2 separate regions of the Homo sapiens genome follow, and region 2 is linked to region 1. Evidence: chromatin loops called from intact Hi-C (ENCODE). Cell type or tissue: Caco-2. All regions are shown on one strand. Each heading gives the region's core, and the rest is flanking DNA. Links, peaks and the distances in the headings are about the cores only.

Region 1 (2,913 bases), core at 183-2,682:
GAATCTCCTCACCCCACACAGCACCCCTTCAGGCCATAGACAGGTCAAGCACCACTCTTCCACTCAAATTGATCAGTTTGGTGTCCTGTTAGCTAGGTACTTGTTTTCTCTTAGTCACCAGTGACTCCCCTAAAGTAGTTATCCTCCCTTCTTTAAGGTTTCACTGGCAGTATAATGTCAAAAAAACAGAACAGTCAAGGTCTAACACAAATTACTCACTTATTTTATCCATACATTTAGAAAAACTAACATCTCTGGAGACCATCACTTCTTAGAATAATGGACATTTTAGTATCAAAAGGAAAAGTGCACACACGTGCGAACACAGACACAGGATCACTTCAGACCCCAAATGTATAAAGGGCATAAACTCAGAATAAAGGATAACTTTCTAAATTGAATAAATATGTGAAAAACTCAATGTCCCAATTTTACTATTTTCCCCTCTCCTTGGTGTGGGGTCTTGGTTTGGTGTCTAACTCCAAACCAAGAAGTCTAACTCCAACTTGGAAGTCTTTTCTAACTCCTGTTCAGAGGTAGAAATCCATCCATGCTATAGCCAAGCTAGTTATGTGTCACTCTCCCCAGATAATATGGGTTAATGTGGCTAAAACGTGCCTATCTTCAAAAGGCCCTTAAGAAATGGGGCCTTTTGAAGATAGGCTGGGCGCGGTGGCTCACGCCTGTAATCCTAGCACTTTGGGAGGCCGAGGCAGGTGGATCACGAGGTCAGGAGATCGAGACCATCCTGACTAACACAGTGAAACCCCGTCTCTACTAAAAATACAAAAAGAAATTAGCCGGGCGTGGTGGCAGACACCTGTAGTCCCAGCTACTCGGGAGGCTGAGGCAGGAGAATGGCGTGAACCCGGGAGCAGAGGTTGCAGTGAGCTGAGATCGTGCCACCACACTCCAGCCTGGGAGACAGAGTGAGACTCCATCTCAAAAAAAAAAAAAAAAAAAAAAGGATGTAGTGGTGGGCATTTATGGCAGAGTAATGAGGAAGTTTGGCCTTTCTGTAAATTTCTGGAAAAAAAAACAAAAAGGATATGTTGCAGCAAACTTACAGAATCAGCTCTGGTCACCCAGAGCCATTTTTCCAAAGCCACAAGTTTTTAAGGCTTTCCCCACTCACCACAGCCCATCAACTGCAAAAGCAGCCGGTATCAGACATTCCTCATCTTAAAACCACAACCTGGAGCGCCTGGCTTGGGCAACAAGCCTGGTCTTTGGGTTAAGGCAGCTCTCAAAACTGAGCCAGTTTCAAGCCATGTTTTTAAATATAAATCACTAGCCATGTGCCAGTTATTATGATGACCAAATTCAGTAGGAATGCATTTCACTCAAGGCACTGATTCAAAACGAAACCCTGACATCGGAAATGCCAGGGGATGAACTGGAGGTGACGATGTAAACTTCAAAACATTAGACATGAGGAAGCGACAGCGGCTTTGCTTCCCGCGCAGCCCGGGCCCCACAGTTCTTCACATCTGTTCCTTTGTCCTCTTCAGAGATGACCTTAGGAGCTATTCTGAGAAGGGGTGCTTCTCACTTTTGCTTTCTTCCAGTGCCCCCTGGTGGAAACCTGTTCCCAATCAGCCCAGCTGTTGCCACCCAGGAACCTCTGGGGGTGGAAGGAATGTCAATAGGAGCCTCTCCTAGAGGACAGAGGGGCGCAAATCCTTCCAAGGAAAAAACACAAATACCAAAGATGGGAGGGCCAACTGCCTATCCCATGACAGATGTGCCGGTTTCTAAAGGTCACAGAGATTACATCTGATGCGATGCCCTTTTTCTGATTTGCTGGCCTGAGGCTCATCATTAGAGATATTTACTGAGGAATGAGAAGTAGATGAAAAGAACAGCGCAGATGTAAGCCTGGGAGAGGAAGCTCAGCTCCTTCAGTGATAATCTTCAAGCCCGAATATATTCTTTCCACATTTCCTTCCAGCAGGCAAATAGTCATTGCCTATCTCTGGGGCATTTTTGTCACTCTGGCAAAGGCCCTTGATATGCATGAGTTCCTGCCTAAGTTGGGAATTTGCTAAAAGCTCAAGAGCTTTCCCTCTGCAGGTTAATCGGCAAAACAATTCAAAGAATGGCTTCTGTAATCACAGAATGCCTGTGGAAGGGCGCTGTCTATTTACTTACTGGGAACACCTGTGCTGCTGTAAATTGAAAATGATCATGAAATGAATACTCCTTGATACCTGCATTGGAATGAATTTTGGCCCAACACTTCAACCTGTAAATAAAGATGCCTGCTGTCTTGGAAAGTCATGCCAAGCAAGGGAACACCAGGGAGCTGTTTGGCTTTCATAGTGTGATTTTTCTTCTCGCAATGATTATTTATTGGGCAGCAACTCTGCTGGGCAGAGGATGGAACCACAAACAAAGCAGTGGTTTGCCTTCCTGCTCACCACTGTTCTTGGACTTTGAGGGAAATTAAATAAAATTGGGTCATAATTAAAGCAGTGGTAGGGTAGGTCTGTATCTTTCTTTAAAGGCCATTGTCTTTGCTATTGAATCAGGAAACATAAGAATTTTTGAAAATATTTTCTCCTAAATTCCAGGCTGCAGAAGACAGTGAAGACAACTAAGGGGAATATTATCAGGTGTGGCCATGTGTTGTGAGGTCAGGGAGCTGGGGGAGGCATTTCTCTAGTCCCAGATACTCCTGCCTGCTGACTGATAACAGCAATTTCTCTTTCAAAGTTCTTGACTTGGCCAGGCATGGTGGCTCCTGCCTGTAATCCCAGCAGTTTGGGAGGCCAAAGAGGGGGATCACTTGAGGTTGGGAGTTTGAGACTAGCTTGGCCAATGTGGTGAAATCCTATCTCTACTAAAAATACCAAAAAAATTAGCCGGGTATGGTGGAGTGTGCCTGTAGTCCCAGCTACTTGGGAGGCTGAG
Region 2 (2,913 bases), core at 254-2,753, 57 kb after region 1:
TGTAGAATAAGTGAATAATTAAATGAACTCAAATTAGGAGTTCTTGCAGGAGTTTCACTAATCAATCAATCAATGATTATTGGACATCTACTTATGTACAGAGCCCCTGCTAGATATTCTGGGGCTCTGCCCATCAGTCTAATCTTTTAGCAGAAAGAAGGGGACACATGCCATTTACTGGCTGAAACTCTTGGCTAAGTAGGCAGCAGAGGCTCACATAATCCTGTCAGTTTCTATGGAATGGCAGAAAGGTTCATTGATTTCAGGATGCAGGAACGTGACTGCTGCTTAGAAATGAAAATGCTAGGCCGGGCGTGATGGCTTACGTTTGTAATTCCAGCACTTTGGGAGGCTGAGGTGGTCGAATCACCTGAGGTCAGAGCTCGAGACCAGCCTGGCCAACATGGTGAAACCCCGCCTCTACTAAAAATAGAAAAATTAGTTGGGCGTGGTGGTGGGCACCTATAATCCCAGCAACTCAGGAGGCTGAAGCAGAAGAATTGCTTGAACCCGGGAGACAGAGGTTGCAGTGAGCTGAGATCATGCCACTGCACTCCAGCCCGGTAGACAGAGGTTGCAGTGAGCTGAGATCATGCCACTGCACTCCAGCCCGGGCGACAGAGCGAGACCCTGTCTCAAAAAAAAAAAAAAAGAAAAGAAAATGCTACTGGCATTTTCTCCTGATAGGAGAGGCAATCAAGACCCATGGACAAGGAAAGGCATTGTTTTCACTTAGATTATTTTCAGGTTACAGGCCTCTTTGAAAACTAAAGTGAACATGATTTGCTTCCTTGACAGAACCGCTGTTATTCAGGATGGTTATAGCCCAAAGCCTGGAGCACAAAAATAATGCCTTGTAGTTTGAAATTGTTCTTTCAGTTCCCAAGCAATCATTTCTCTCTAACCCCTTGTTTTCCTGCATTTTTGTTTGCAGGAGTTTTAATGTGGGAAGTTTTTACAGAAGGAAAAATGCCTTTTGAAAATAAGTCAAATTTGCAAGTCGTGGAAGCTATTTCTGAAGGCTTCAGGCTATATCGCCCTCACCTGGCACCAATGTCCATATATGAAGTCATGTACAGCTGCTGGCATGAGGTAAGCATATGTTACTTTCCTATGAAGGTTGGCAGTCCCAGCATCTGAGAGCAGACCTGATTATCACAAACATTACTTCAGAACTCTGTCATGGCAGGAAAAGGCATCTGTGTCTTGGTCATGATCCTGAGAGTCTGAAGTACTATCTCAAACTCACTACAAAGTCATGAATCCATTTTGTTTTGAACAATGGCCTTTTATCTGAGGAATTCAGTGCATTTTCTGAGTCTTATCTGTTTGAGATTGGTTCTTGCAGAAACTCTTGGTGTTACTCAAGCCTCAGTGATTAGATGTTTTATTAGCTTTAAGAATTAATGGGCCGGGCGCAGTGACTCATGCCTGTAATCTCAGCACTTTGGGAGGCCGAGGCGGGTGGATCACCTGAGGTCAGGAGTTTGAGACCAGCCCAGCCAACGTGGTAAAACCCCATCTCTACTAAAAATACAAAAATTAGCCGGGCGTGGTGGTGCATGCCTGTAATCCCAGCTACTGGGGATGCTGAAGCAGGAGAAGAATCTTGAACCTGGGAGGCGGAGCTTGCAGTGAGCCGAGATGGCGCCACTGCACTCCAGCCTGGGCGACAGAGTGAGACTCCATCTCAAAAAAAAAAAAAAAAAAAAAAAGAATTAAATGATGGAGGCTGTGTGTGGTGGCTCACGCCTGTAACCCCAGCACTTTGGGAGGCCGAGGTGGCCAGATCACTTGAGGTCAGGAGTTTGAGACCAGCCTGGCCAACATGGTGAAACCCTGTCTCTACTAAAAATACAAAAATTAGCCAGGCCTGGTGGTGCATGCCTGTAATTCCAGCTACTTGGGAGGCGGAGATAGGAGAATTGCTCGAACCCAGGAGGCAAAGGCTACAGTGAGCTGAGATTGCGCCACTACACTCCAGCCTGGACAACAGAACAAGACTCTGTCTCAAAAAATAAATAAATAAATAAATAAGCAAATAAATAAAAGAATTAATGGTGGAAACTAAGGGTAGAACCAGGCTTGTTAAATTTCCAGGTTGAAAAAGAAAGATGGTGTTTCCATTTACTTCACTCAACTTTGCTTTGTCTTGCTTTTCCAACGCTAATAGTAATGGGTTTCATCTGTCTTCTGGCAGTCAGGACTCCTGCTACAGATTAAACTAGAATAGGAATGGAGGCAGAAAGTGTGTCAGGAACTTCCACTCAGGAAGAAATCTCTCCAGAACTTAGTTTTTCTATTTGTTGAAATGCCAAGCTTAGAAATAAAGCCAGAGGGGCTTCTTTTCCACCTCTGGGCACTGACTCAACACACCCCTGCCCTTCTCAGTGAAATTCCCTTTGATTTTGAGAGCTTTGGTCTCTTTCCAGCTGACAGTTTCAGCTGGAAATTGCAGCTTGATGAGAAGTTTCCTCCTGGCTGAAAAAATAAAGCACTTGATTATCAATCCACAAACACTAGAATATTGAATATTTTAAGAGTGATGTGGTTATTCATATTCCAAAAGCATTACATTTATAGAGAGCCCCAATGTATGAAAATATTTTACATATATTAACTACTTTACAAGGAATCTTGAAAGACATAGAAAAATGCTCAGCAAGCTGTAAGAAAAAAATGTTCAGAAAAATGTTCAGTGAGTAGTAATAAGCAGCCGTTTTAGGAGCATCTTTGCAATAACAATGTAAGTAGCTCAGAAGTATATGTTGTGTATGAAATAATACACACGTGTGTGTGTAATATAATGCTTATTGAGATGTTATATGTAAGTGGAACTGAGACATAGAAGGAGGAAGGGAAGTGATAAGTAGGATGCTGTCAGAAGGACCATGTAAACAACATTTGTCTCAA

What was found. Peaks named below come from ENCODE experiments on the same cell type or tissue, not always from the same donor. Only the 100,000 strongest peaks of a DNase experiment are listed, where the experiment ranks them.
Region 2: it touches region 1 in a loop (4-fold over the local background); 4 of 110 quality-filtered maps call a loop at or near these places.

What each region holds. Positions count from the first base shown.
Region 1 is chr4:48,126,615-48,129,527 of GRCh38, reverse strand. All of the region lies in intron 1 of TXK (TXK tyrosine kinase), which reads left to right. Among named protein-coding and RNA genes, the nearest start is that of TXK, 6.2 kb to the left of the region's middle. RefSeq lists enhancers at 1-5, 1,527-2,389 and a silencer at 1,882-2,176. In Caco-2, for the core only: a CTCF peak has its summit at 1,615 (motif pointing left); DNase peaks (open chromatin) are centred at 1,587 and 2,067.
Region 2 is chr4:48,069,696-48,072,608 of GRCh38, reverse strand. TXK (TXK tyrosine kinase) reads left to right here. Exons shown (of 15, transcript NM_003328.3): 14 at 935-1,092. Among named protein-coding and RNA genes, the nearest start is that of NIPAL1, 54 kb to the right of the region's middle. In Caco-2, for the core only: no CTCF peak of the experiment used is centred there; DNase peaks (open chromatin) are centred at 1,128 and 1,438.